Regions from separate parts of the Mus musculus genome. Here region 1 is linked to region 2. Evidence: chromatin contacts called from ENCODE Hi-C data. All regions are on one chromosome and are shown on one strand. Each heading gives the region's core, a stretch centred on a gene start or an enhancer-like site at or near the end of the contact. The rest is flanking DNA. Distances are from core to core; before and after follow the strand shown.

Evidence for each region. Hi-C counts contacts between places; a loop is a spot of excess contacts on that map.
Region 1: a loop to region 2 is called in a map of T-helper 2 cell, with 19 times the contacts of the local background. The contact joins the promoter of Lrpprc here to the promoter of H2-T22 in region 2. A Hi-C loop is called at or near these places in 3 of 37 maps with a recorded cell type or tissue (T-helper 1 cell, T-helper 17 cell and T-helper 2 cell).

What each region holds. Positions count from the first base shown.
Region 1 is chr17:84,788,505-84,795,181 of GRCm38, forward strand. It overlaps Lrpprc (leucine-rich PPR-motif containing), which reads right to left and starts at 2,282. Exons shown (of 38, transcript NM_028233.2): 1 at 1,861-2,282. The coding sequence starts at 2,009.
Region 2 is chr17:36,041,009-36,047,990 of GRCm38, forward strand. It overlaps H2-T22 (histocompatibility 2, T region locus 22), which reads right to left and starts at 1,734. Exons shown (of 9, transcript NM_010397.5): 1 at 1,334-1,734; 2 at 860-1,120; 3 at 441-677. The coding sequence starts at 1,418. It overlaps Gm6034 (predicted gene 6034), which reads left to right and starts at 1,953. Exons shown (of 3, transcript NM_001034909.3): 1 at 1,953-2,209. The coding sequence starts at 2,122.

The DNA of each region.
Region 1 (6,677 bases), core at 1,032-3,531, about 49 Mb after region 2:
TTCAAAGTCCAGAGAAAGAGAACAAATACTACTTCACTGGCTGCCATGACCTAACACGCGTTAACAAGACCACGTACTATGCTTGAGCAGTTTCCTCTCTACGGGGAAACACGCGTGTGGGGAAACACGTGCGTGGGTCACCCCGGCATAGTCATGTTACTGCTTACAGCTTTTCTTCCATTTATCTTTTGTATGTGCATGGATACTGTGGAGGTCACAGACAAGTTGTGGGAGCCGTTCTCTCCTTCCATGTGGGTCCTGCAATCAAACAAAGGTCACCAGGCTTGCAGAGAAAGTACCTTTTCTTGATGAGCCACCATGCTGGCTGACCCCATGCAGCCAGTTTTTCGGATCGTGGGAGAGACAGCTTCTGAAGAGACACCCGGATGCTGAATGACTGAACAAGCTTTACAAAGACACCCAATGCCCTCCCTTACAGACAAGTCAGAACCAGGGGAGCTTGGTCAAAGGTCCATCCGAGTATGCAGCGAGGAAGTGGAACCCGGGTCTGATGAACACACAGATGTGTCACTAAAATGTGTTCAGTTTCTGCCAAACCCAACAGCAAACATCAATGCCTGCACTGTAGCAGCACTAGCCCTGGCCCCGAGGGGCCTCGGGTGAAGGACTAGATTCTAGTCACTAGAGGAAAGCTAAAGGAACCAGCACTGCTGTCTCAGAAGACATGAAAGTTAGGGCATGATTTCACTGTTCAAGCCTACCACAAAAATAGAGGCAAGACCCTAACTTACAAATAAGCATCTCTCCAAAGACAACCAAGTTGTTCAGACATCATGAAGCATTTCCTTCATCTATCTAGTTATACGCCGTGCCGGGCTGGCCCGTGAAGACAGTTACTTCTATTACAGTGTTATTATAATATACATCAAGCCCTGTATCTCATGAAATAGTCCTAACCTTATACGGTGTCCACCTGTGTACCTAAAGAAACTTAAGGCCTGGGCTGCTGAGTGATTTGTCCAATAGCCTAATGCAAATAAGCCAAAGCACCCTCAGTCCATGGCTCCCCACTCCAGATCATACTTCCTAAGTCTGTTTGCTAGACCCCAAAGTTCTAGTGTGGGGTGTACAACTGTCAATTTCTTTCCGGTACTAAAACCTAAGCACCCAACCTTCCTTTATCAGTTGTCAAGAATATCTATGTTCTTTAAGTGAACATACTTGTTTCCCTATAACCTCAATCCAGAAAGGCATATACTCACAAAAATACATGACACTAACTAGGAACTTAACTTGTTTTTGCAGTAGGTACATAGATCCCAACAGAGCACCTTGCACGCGTCCTTTAATCCATTCTAGTGTGACAATCTCCAACCCATGACATCTGTGTAAATACTGAAGGAAAATTCCACTCAGCACAACGCAAGCAAAAACCCGAACTGGCCATGATCAAATGTCAAGTTCTAAACTATCCCTAGATCACTAGAACTTCAAACCCCAATCCCAAGAAAAAGAAAATGAAAAACCAAAGCCTCGTAAGACTACAGACTAGCAGGTTACTGGTCACCAGCGTGCGAGAGCACCCAGGAAGGGTACTCCTAAGGAAAGGCACAACGCCTGTCCCCACCTCAGCCCCATCCACTCCCCCAAAGCCATTGAGCTTCACGGGCCTTTCCAAAGCTAGAGCAGGCAGAGACCTCAAGCAGCAAGCCGGAAGCCAGCCATGCCCTCGACCATGACCTTCTCAAGACTCTCAACCTTGTCACCCCAAACCACTGGCAAAGCATGGGGGAGGGGGTGGCCTCATGCCTGAGAAGCCGGGACCACGGAATTGGAGCAAACGAGCAGGACACCAGCCCGTCCACCGCAGCCAGTCAGGAGGAAGGGTCCGGTACTCACCCTGCAGCCGGCCGGCTACCAACAGCCGCGACCCGGACGACGGAGGACAGCCGGCCCGGGACGCCCGCAGGGAGGCGCAGGGACAGCGGGAGGCGCGGGGCCGCCGCGGCCCCGAGCAGCCAACGCGCGGGTCTCAGCAGGGCTGCCATGGCTCAGCGTACCCAAGGCAGGATAGGATGCACGCTCCTGCAGAGGACCTGGAGGAGCACGTGACGACCCGGTCGCCCCTAGTGGGACAAACTAAGGACCGAGGGCGTCCAGCGGAGGAGGAGGCAGATCCCCGCCAAGGCTCACGGGAGAGGCAAGCCGAGTTCGCGGGATACCCTGGATCCGCCTTCTGTTTTACTATACATTGTTTTTTGTCTTCCGTTCACAGTGTCCCTGTTCCCTTGTCCAGCGCCCCGGCTCTCAGCGAGCCTGGCGACAACACCCCTCCACTTTGAAGTTGGTAGAGCCCACTAGAGGTCGGCTCCGCCCATGCGCGCGCAAGGGCTTGTGGGGGGCCAACTAGGAGCGACACCGAGGGTTGCTGGGAAGGGCCGACCGTGCAGATCCCGGGGTGCCTACGACGTTCCAGCCTTGCGCCTCGGTTGCTACCGAGCCGCTGCCCTAGCTGCTCAGTGACGTAGTTCCTGCCGTAGCTCTCAGAAACGGCGGCCAGAGAAAAGCTTGACGAAGAGAACTGGGAGGCTGTGGACCTCCAGGTTAGCTACATGCTATTTGTGTGACTGGGGATGGGGTAGATAAATATACAGAACTCATCCTAAGTGCCTCGCTTCATGAAATCAATGGATTCTAATAAAGGTCGTATAATTTTAAATGTCAAGGTTGAAGTTTCTTTTTCTCAGTGCCCCGCTCCTTCCAGTTAATGCACTAAGCAACTAAGGTAGTGAGTGGTGCAATTGTCTGAGGATAGGTCTGGAGCTAGGAAAACAAGTTCTTGCCCTCACAGAGCTCGCATACTGAAAGGGTTCCCTGTGCACTCGTGTGAACCCGGGAACAGGTTTCCACTCTACTTAGTTATTCCTTGACTGCTACCAAGTGAACAGTCAAATTCTCCCTCTGCAAGTTTTCCCATGTGGCTGTTTCTTCTGCTAGCCAACAAACTTCAGAGTGCCCAGAATGAGAATGCAGCCTCTTTTATGGCGGAAGCTCGTGATCAGTTGAAGACACTTCGTGCTTTGAGCATTTATTGAATGGATATACGTTCAGAGTTAACTTGGCTTAGCTTTCTTTTGGAGAAGCTAATACCGCCCTGCAAGATGAAGTTACTCTGAGTTACTATAGAGCACTATGATAGAATATAATTCATTCTCTCATTCAGCATTAGTACTATTTATTGAGCACATATTTTGTGTCAGGCACTATTTGGAATGCTGGGAATACAACATGGGGGGGGGGATCTCAATTTAGACAAAATTCCGTACATCTAAAGAAACATAAGAATTGTGATATAAATAAAAGATTAAGGTAGGTTACGGTCTGTGGTGATTAATCTTGATAGGATTTACTATCACCTTGGAAACCAGACTTTAAGCCAGTGAGGGAGTTTTTACATTGGATTAGTTGAAGTGGCAAGACCCACCCTGAATGTGAATGACACCACTGGGTCCCACTGAGTGTAGGTGTGACGCAAAATCATTTGCTTTTTTAAAAAAATATATTTATTTTATTATGTGTATGAGTGTTTTGCCTGCATGTATGTGTGTAACCACAAGTGTGCCTGGTGCCCTTGAAGGTCAGGAGAGGGCTTCAGATGTCCTGGGAGTGCAGTTAGAGACAGATACAAGCTGCTGTGGTGGTTGCTGGGAAACGAACCTACCAGCAGAATGCAGAGAGTCCAGGCATTTGCCACACCCAAGGAAGGCTAGGGCTCTGGATGCAAATGTGAAACGAGGTTGGTGGAAGTAATTATGATGATGGACTTTCTAAGGGTTTACTCCTAAAACTCTACTCCTCGGTTGTGAAGTGTGCTCTTAATTGTCAGCATGATGGAACTCAGAATCAGTCGCCTTGGGGACGGGCTTTTGGGAAGCCTCCTTGGTGTTAGGGTTTTAGGTGAGAAACCCACCCTGAGTATGTCTGTGAATGTGTGTGTGTGTGGGTGTGTGTGTGTTATGAGTGTGGTGTGTGTATGTGAGTGTGAGGTTTGTGTGTGGTATGTGTGTGTGAGTGTGGGGTTTATGTGTGGGGTATGTATGTGGGGTGTGTGTGTTATGAGTGTGGTGTGTGTGTGTGTTTGAGTGCATGTGTGTGTGTGTGTTATGAGTGTGGTGTGTGTATGTGAGTGTGAGGTTTGTGTGTGGTATGTGTGTGTGAGTGTGGGGTTTATGTGTGGGGTATGTATGTGGGGTGTGTGTGTTATGAGTGTAGGGTGTGTGTGTGTGTTATGAGTGTGGTGTGTGTGTGTGTGTGTGTGTGTGTGTGTGTGTGTGTGCGCGCGCGCGTTCCATGGGCTGGAGTCCCAGAGTGGATAAAAAGACAAAGCAAGTGCAGCCCCAGTAGCTCATCTCTCTCTTCCAGCTAGAGATGCAATGTGATGCAGCCAGGCCTCCCTCCATGATTCTATTCCTTCTCAAAGCATGAGCTGAAACAGCTCCTTCCTCCCTTTCACTGTTCCTTTCAGGTATTCTACCACAACAACCAGCAAAGTAACCTGCCAGCCGACACCCCATCGCCACACCAGCCTGTGTTAGCTACTTGTAACTGTGACACAGTGGCCCAGTGAACAGCTTCCAAGGAGGAGAGGTCTATTTTTGTTCACATTTTCAGAGGTCTTGGTCGATGTTTCCTTTGCCTGCCTCATTTGAGCAGAACATCATAGTGGCAGGCGGGAATGTGAAGAGTCTTAGTGAGGGTTTTACTGCATGGTGAAGAGACACCATGACCAAGGCAAGTCTTATAAAGGAAAACATATATTTGGGGCTGGCTTACAGGTTCAGAGGTTCAGTCCATTATCATCAAGGTGGGAGCATGGCAGGATTCAGGCGGCATACTGCAGGCAAAGCTGAGAGTTCTACATCTTCATCTGAAGACTGAAGGCTGCTAGTGGAAAACTGATTTCCAGGCAGCTAGGATGAGGGTCTTAAGCCCACACCTACTCCAACAAGGCCATGTTGTAACCCCCGAATTACTGATACTAGAGAGACTTCAGTGTTGTACAAACAGTTTGCCTCTGCGTTCCCCGCCAGAGGCTCCCATCCTCCCTCCCACTCCCCTAGTGTTAGAATGGCGCGCAACACTCCTCTGATAAGCAGCCAAACTCCAGGTGCCTGTCCTTGAGACCTTAGAGAAATAACAAGCTCAAGGGAGACCATGGGAAAAAAGGTAAACAGAGGTCAGGTCACAGACAGTTACGACTGGCCATAAAATTAGTCCTTGAAGCTGGGTGTGGTGGTGCACGCCCGGCCACACTGTTCCTAACTATACTGTATATAAGCCCAATGTTTTCTAGACTCAGGGTTGCTTGCCAACATACATGAAGTGAGTGCTAGGTGGGCAAACTGAGTTTGAACTTGAAAATGAAAGACTCTTTTTCAAGATGCAGTGGACTTTGCAATTCTTGGGCTCGTCTGGGTTTCCCGTGAACTCAGGGCACAACAGCCACACTTCCTAATAGTGCCACTCCCTGGGACAAGCCATTACAAGGGGGTTCTTTGCTTCATGTGGGACAGGAAGTGGAGACAAGAGAAGGAGATTGGTGACCAGGTATAACTTTCAAAGGCAATGACTTAATGACCTACTTTCTCCCTGTAAGCCAGTGGTTCTCAGCTTTCCTAATACTACGATGCTTTAACACAGTTCCTCTTGGTGTGGCAACCCCCAATCATACAATTATTTAGTTGCTACTTCATTCTGTAACTTTTCTACTGTTATGAATCTTAATGTAAGAATTTGATGTGTGGGATATCTGCTATGCGACTCCTGTGAAAGGGTCACGCAATCCTGAAGAGGTCTCAACCCCCAGGCTGAGAGCCACTGCTCTAAGCCCTGTCTCCTGAAGTTTCTACCATCTCCCAAAATAACAGCACCAGCTGGGGCAAGGTGTTCAACACCTGAACGAGTAAGGGATATTCCGTATGTAAACAAGTGTTCCACCCTTGAACCTGAAGGATCGTGGCCATCTCAGAATGTAAGATGCACACAATCCAGCCCGAGTTCTCAACGTCACCGCTGAATCTCAGGTCTTGCTGTTATTGAGCTCTGATGCTAAAAAAGGTTGAAGTCTGACATTACTGGAAAGCCCCGAGCTCAGTGCAACATGGTGGACTCCCTTGGTCAGCAAGGCTTCTTCTTCTCAACTTGGGAGATCCCAGACCCCACATCCTCTTCCTGCAGAATGTCGCATAGTCTTGGTTAGATCGCAAGTTCAACTTACTTCCTCCAGGTAAGAACCCATCTGAGATTCCTGGGATGCTAATGAGGCGTCTCAGCACTTTAGCCTTCAGCCAATGAGCTTTGCCCACTCTGGACATCCCTTCCCCCATCCTGATAATTATACAGCCTTTGATTCATCTCAAATAAAGTTGATCTGTCTCTCCGAAGCTGATCTCCGAATGTGTGGTCACTTCTGTTCGTACTCACAGGCCCTCTGAGACCCTGTTCATCGACTCTGCTCCCTTCCCTGGTGGGCTGCTGGCCATCTACCCCAGAGATGAGAGAAGGGAGATTCACATCTTAGCTGTAATCCCCTTTTTAAAAAAGAATTAAAGACAAAAACAAATTATGTACTTCAAACTTACAGTGACACAGTAAACATCTCCATTCCCAAATGAAGCGATGGGGCCTTAGAAAAGAGGGATGGGACCAAAGAGACC
Region 2 (6,982 bases), core at 484-2,983:
AAGCTGGAGTCTGACTCCAGAGACACTGAAGTCTGGGGCACAGAACAAGTTCTGAGAAATAGCTCCCAATTGGCCTAGGATCATTGCTCAAGTCAAGAATTTGTTGATCAGTTACTAAAAGATTGGTCTCCAAAATGAATTTCTTGCTAGTAAGAGAGGGGTTGTCCTGTGAAGAAGTCATTGTTTTGTCACAGATCTGGAACACAAGAGCCTCTTGCCTCTCTGGACTTGGGGAGGAGTGAGAAAAGTCCTTCCCATTCACCTGCCTCCCTCTCCTCTTTTGCGAATGCTAAGGATCTAAACCAGAAGTTGTGCTTGCTGGGGAGTGCTCAACTGTGAGCTGTACTCCAAGTCCTCTCTTCCCACCCAGCACCTCCAGCTCTCCAAACTCCCAGCAAGTAGCCTAAAGGAAACAGACATGGTTTGGCTCCCCTGGGCACCTGAACGCAGCAGCCTCTCCTTCCCTTTTTCCAGGTATTTCTGCAGCAGATCTGAGCAGTGGCTCTTCAGGTCCTGAGAGATGTGAGGTACAGTGCTGTTTCCCACTGTACAGGAACTTGGGTTTTCGTTCAGGGTGGGGAGATCCTCGCTATCATAGGCGAGCTGGTTGTACCAGAGACACAGGTGCCGATCTGGCTCCACATCGCAGCCTTGCAGCCACTGTAGTGTGTGAGAGTCTAGGAAGGACATAGTTGGTGGTCAGTCCTGTCGCAGCAACACGAGTAGAACACAGACCAACTCCAAGTAAATCCCTGCAGACTCTTGGTTTTTGAGGAACTGGGCATGTGTTGGGTGAAACTCTGGTCTAGTGAATATGGACAACCCTGGTACATCCTTGGGATGGGTTCGGATCACTCACCGTCCATGCTCTTGTTGTAAAAATGAACCAGGGTCATCAGATTCCTTTCAGACAGCTGTCCTTGAATTGTGACTATACGAGTCTGCTGCTCCCAGTTATCTGCTTCCTCCTGCTCCAGCCAGGGTGCCATCCTCGGAGTCTCCTCCTTGCTGCTGAAGCGCAGGACCTGCATGTCGTCCACATAGCCGACGATTATGAACCAGGGCTCCCCAAGGCCAGGCCGGGACACAGCGGTGTAGAAATACCTAAGCGAGTGTGAACCTGGGAGGAGGAGCGCGATGAGACCCCGACCTCCTCCTCCTCGATCCCCATCTCGATCTCGAGCGGGAGTGCGGGCCGGGAAGGGAGCAGGGCGCCAAGCTCGGGACAGCTGAAAAAGGGGGGCTGGAGGATCTTGCTGGGTGGTGCAGAGACTGGGTGGTGCTATCCCTAGCCTTCCCAGTAGAGACAGTTTCCCTCCCCGGTCTCACTCACCCAAAGGGATCCGAGTCCAGGATGGTCTGGCATCCAGCTGCAGGAGAAGGGCGCAGACCACAGCGGCCCTGAGGACCCAGGACATCTGGGACTGGGCAGATCTTGGACAGCTTTATAAACTAGAGCGACAGCGATTGTATTATCTCAGAACCCAACTTCAAATTACAGTCGCGAGTGATTGGAAAACACCAGAAAATCTGAATTTTAAAAGTAACCAAATGACACTACCTCTGGTCGCAGAATCGATTGTCCCAAACTGATCCTCTGTTTTATGTTGGAAATTCTTCCAGTGGCAAAAGCCGCCACTGGGTCTGACAATTCTGCAGGCCTACATCCTGCACCTTCTTGCTCTCAACCCTGCCTGGGGAGAGGAGGGTCGCAGAGAGAGCAGGGCGGTAAAAGGCGTTCCTTTCTCCCACGTCATGACTTCCTTTCTTGCCTTTTCATCTTAGCCCAGCGATTGGCTTCTTGTCGTCGTTATTAGCCAATCAAATAATTAGGAGAAATTGCCCTACAGAAAGTGAGAACTAGTGCCAAGTCATCAATATCTAGGCAGAAAAACTCAAGAGAAGTTGGGGATTCGAAAGTGAAACTAAGCCAATTAGGGACTCTCCCAGCTACTTTCCTCTTGAGGTCCTGAGAGTCCTTGCCTGCCAGGGATTTGCACAGACTCCCAAAGTGCCCAGAAAGCGCTGAAAGAGCTGTTCCTTCACTCCGTCTTCCCGAGACCTGTTCAGAGGCTGTCTGTGGAATCCAGGGGAGACTGCACACTGATCTCAGGCCCTCTCATGGGACACAGGACTCCTCCAGAAGGAAACATCCCAGGGCCCATGTTGGCAATAGCCAGCTTTTTGGTAGAATTCACTGGAGACCTAGGTGAGATCCCTTCTCCTGTCTGTCTGTCTGTCTGTCTGTCTGTCTGTCTGTCTGTCTCCCTTCAGGACTTTCCTTTTTAGGCCAGGCTTGCCTCAAACTCAGGAGATCCACCTGTTTCTCACCCCCGAGTGCTGGCATTAAAGACATGCACTGCCAAGGACCAGTGAGTTATATTTTCTCAATGAACCTGCCAAGTTGACTAGCTCGCATTATGGAGTTTTGCACAAGGTTGGGACTCATCTCTGAAGCAGAGTTCTCAAAGCTCACAGGGAACATGTGGCAGGATTCCATTTCTCAGTTTCTGGGCAAGGTCCCCTGTCCTTGCTGGATGGAGCAGAGCAGGAATGTTGGTTACTCTCCATGGACTTTGGGTTCTTTGGGTGGCTTTATGAAGGCCATTGGAGGAAATCTCCTGTGTAGAGTCATCACACTGTGGGTCTGGGCACAGAACGCAGTCCTTTTAATATTTGCCCTGATCAGGACAGTCCCTCAGAGTAAAGTCAGCTGGTTCGGAGCCCTAATGACTTTTGCAGAGTCCCTTCACTGAACTAGCATTTGATGGACTGACCTTGTGAAGGTTAATAGTCAGGGTGGTTATTGGGGGAGGGCTGGGGAGAAGGAGCCCAGCACTGCCTCATTCTTCTTTGTGTGGGAAATGGTTGTCAGGGGTCATGAAAATCTAATTGAGCTAGAGTGAGGGTGGTAGTGAATGAAAATGGTACAGCCATTTCACAGTTCTAGTCGTGGTGAAGGAAAAGGAAGAGCTCAGACTGAACACAGCCAGCAGAATAGACCTGGCCATGAGAGGGAGATGGGGGAAGGCAGTCGGAGGAGAGAGAGAGAGAGAGAGAGAGAGAGGGAGAGAGAGAGAGAGAGAGAGAGAGAGAGAGAGAGAGAGAGAGAGAGAGAGAGAGAGAGAGAGAGAGAGAGAACCAGGACAGGGAGAAGAAACAAAGTGGCCAAGAGCATCTAGCCAAGGGAGCTGTTGGCTGGCAGCTGGGCTGAAAGTTGAGAAGATGAGGGATGGAAAGGGGTGAAGCTTAGGGTCTGGAGAGGTTCAAAGGGTAGGGGGTGGGGGTTAGAGATACTGAGAAGAGCCAGGACTCTGGCAGAGGTTCTCAACCTTCCTGAAGCTGAGACCCTTTAACAAAGTTCCTCACATTGTGGTGAGCCCAACCATAATGTTATTTTTTGTTGCTACATTATAGCTGTAATGTTGCTGATGTTGTGAATCATGTAAATATCCATGATTTCCAACTAAGTTTGGTGACCATTGTGGAAGGGTTGCTGGACCCACAGGTTCAGAATCACTGCTGTAATAGATAATGGATGCTGAGAGAAAACAATGTCTAGAGTCCCCTTTGTTAGGATAATAGGAATCCCAGTTAGGGGTTAACACCCTATTTAGCTGTGAGAATTTTAATTCTTAAAATAAGGTGACAAGAATACTCCCTTATGATATCTTAGGGCAGGTTGAAAGGCTAGTTAGGATAATTCCCCATCTTTGAAAGCTCTGGATTTCAGAGTCCTAGAACTCCACGGGATGATTGTGGGAGATTTGCATTTCTCAGTTATTGCTACTATGTAGCAAAAAGCCAAGTACAGTATCTGGAGACTCCAACCACTGATACTTCTCACAGTGTGGGACATCAAGAGTTTGGTGAGCCTGGCTCAGGAGCTCTCCCAGGTCATAGTTGTGTTTTTCTTCTTGCTGTGTTTTCTCAAGGCTTTACTAGAGCTGGGGTCACATGAGATATGGCTTCCTCTTATGGCAGCTGGAAAGGACTCAGGTTCCTGCTGGTTGTCCCCAGGAGTCCTCTGTGCCCTAGGTCTCTCTTGAGATTTTTCTTGACAGAGCAGCTGACTTCTCTGGAGCCAGTCTTTAGAGAGAGAGAGAGAGAGAGAGAGAGAGAGAGAGAGAGAGGAAGAAGAGGAGGAGGAGGAGGGAGGAGAAGATGAAGAAGAAGAGGAGGAGGAGGAAGGAGGAGGAAGGAGGAGAAGAAGATGAAGAAGAGGAGGAGGAGGAAGGAGGAGGAAGGAGAAAGAACAGGATAGTGACAGAGAGAGAATGAAATCTGTACGGTATGCTCAGTATGCAATCCCAGACCACAGCTCACCCACCAGCCTCCCTCCTTCAGGAGTAGAGTGAGCAGGTCCTGAACACCCCCTCTCCACAGGAGGAATTAATTTTACCTCTGCGAGGAAATAAATAGCTGTCTCTGTTAAAACCTACACCAAAATCCAGTGTTACCCAACATCCTGTAAGTCAGAAGAACGTTTGCTCTATCTTCTCTATTTTATCTTTAATCAAATTCTTCTCTATTTTATCTTTAATCAAATAATACGAAAACTTGGGAAAACAAAGGAAGACACCGGTCAGAATTTCTTGAAAGATCTTTAAAATAAAGTTCTTTTTAAAATTTAACCCGTTTATTTTTTATTGTTTTGGCAAGCATCACACAAAATTTGCAAAACTGCCCTGCTCGGGATAGTTACACACTCTTGTGTTACTTCATAGGAGCTGTAAATGTGTATGATTGATACAATTCTTGCTGAGTCACATTCCAGAGATTTGACATTCACATTTCCAAGCTCAGACTAAAGAAAGCTCAGGAATTCCCATTAGACCAGCAGCACACTTACTTCTATCCTCACGTGTTATTTTTAAACTGACATTTGACATTTAAAGTATTATTTTTGCCTTTATACAAATCTGTCTTCATTTGTGAAATATAGCATATAATGACAGGCAATTCTATTTTTTAAATCAAAGTTTATTTAATGACAATGTATATTTTATAATGAATTTGTAGTAAAATATTGATGTTTAAACAAAGCATTTTTTATATAAAGCCATGTTATAGTGTGCAAAATTCGTTTAGAATATTGATGGTTCACCAAAGCTCATGTGATTGCCTGAGAACATGACTGTAGGTTTACTGAGGGCAGAGCAAAATTCACAGCAAGGTTGATGATACCCTTGTCATTATGTGTGTTAAGAACTGATGGTAGAGCCGGGCGGTGGTGGCGCACGCCTTTAATCCCAGCACTTGGGAGGCAGAGGCAGGTGGATTTCTGAGTTTGAGGCCACAAGGCCAGCCTGGTCTACAGAGTGAGTTCCAGGACAGCCAAGGCTATACAGAGAAACCCTGTCTCGAAAAACCAAAAAAAAAAAAAAAAAAAAAAAAAACTGATGGTAGAGCCGGGCAGTGGTGGCACATGCCTTTGATCCCAGAACGTGGGAGGCAGAGGCAGGCAGATTTATGAGTTCGAGGCCACAAGGCCAGCCTGGTCTACAGAGTGAGTTCCAGGACAGCCAAGGCTTCAACAGAGAAACGATGTCTGGAAAAACCAAAAAAAAAAAAAAGAACTGATGATAGCCGGGCAGTGGCGGTGCACGCCTTTAATCCCAGCACTTGGGAGGCAGAGGCAGGAGGATTTGTGAGTTTAAGGCCAGCCTGGTCTACAGACTAAGTTCCAGGACAGCCAGGGCTATACAGAGAAACCCTGTCTGGAAAAAAACAAAAAACAACAAACAAAACAGAAAAAAAAAGAACTGATATTGCAGGGGCTGGAGAGATGGCTCAGTGGTTAAAATCACTGGTTGCTCTTCTAGAGGACTGGGGTTCAATTCCCAGCACCTACAGGACAGCTCACAACTGCCTGTAACTCCAGTTCCAGGGGATCCTACTCCCTCCCCAGACTCCAGGCAGGAAGGTTGTGCACAGACACACATTGGGCCGAGAAAACCATACATATTAAATAAGTAGATAATTTTACATTAAATAAATAAATACATACATAAACAAATCAATAACTGATGCTGAGAACCAACTGTGTGGGAATCCTCATAACCAAGAGCCCTTGGTTTCACAAAGTGTGATCACCAACAACCTAACTGGCAGAGACCTCATTGCAGTCTCTGCAGGCCATAGTGGTTCCTGCCTTCAACAAGGCACTTGGAAGGCAGAGACAGGTGGATTGACAAGGTCTACAGAGTGAGTTCCAGACAGTCAGAGCTACATAGTGAGAGCCTGCCTCAAAACCAAACCAAACCAAACCACCAATAATGTGAGAACCACCAGTAGATTTGATGTTCATTTTCAGAGGCAGAAGATAAATCTGTATTTTCCAGTGAAAATTTGACAAAAGTCAAGCCCTGGCGTGTTTTCCCTCAAGTTCTAAGGTTAAAAAACTGCTTAAGTGTGTGGAAGTATTGTTATTTACATCACACAGTCCCTCCACCACTTAGCTCCTGACAGCAGCTGAGCCTTCTATATCCAGGAAGACCTTCCACTGGAGAGCCCTGCTGTGAAGTGTCAAAGCTGGAATGCCTTTAGCAAGTGTTGGTGTGAGAATCCAACACAGTCACTGTGTAGCTGCTCCCAGACAGTTGCTTGCCCTTAGGACCAGAAGCTTGAACTCAGAGACTTGTGACTCTGCCATGCATGTTTTCTGAGTGAGGGTGAATAACATGTTACAAAGTGGAGCAGGGTAGAACACAGTCTCCACAGGACTGCATTCCAGTTCCTTCGTCCTTTCTGTGATCCTACAGACAGGAGTTAGACTCTGGAAGATTGGGGGGAGAGAGGGTAGAATCTCAAGGCAAAGGCCCTGGAAGGAGGACATGTTCTCCTTGGGAGAAGTTCATGTCCTCAAGGCAGTCTCCTGAGTGTAGGGGCCTAGTTGGGCCTTGGGGGACAAGGATGGAAAAACACTTACTGCCATTAATCAGGCACCCCAAAGGAGAATGAGACAGGCACTACTCACAGG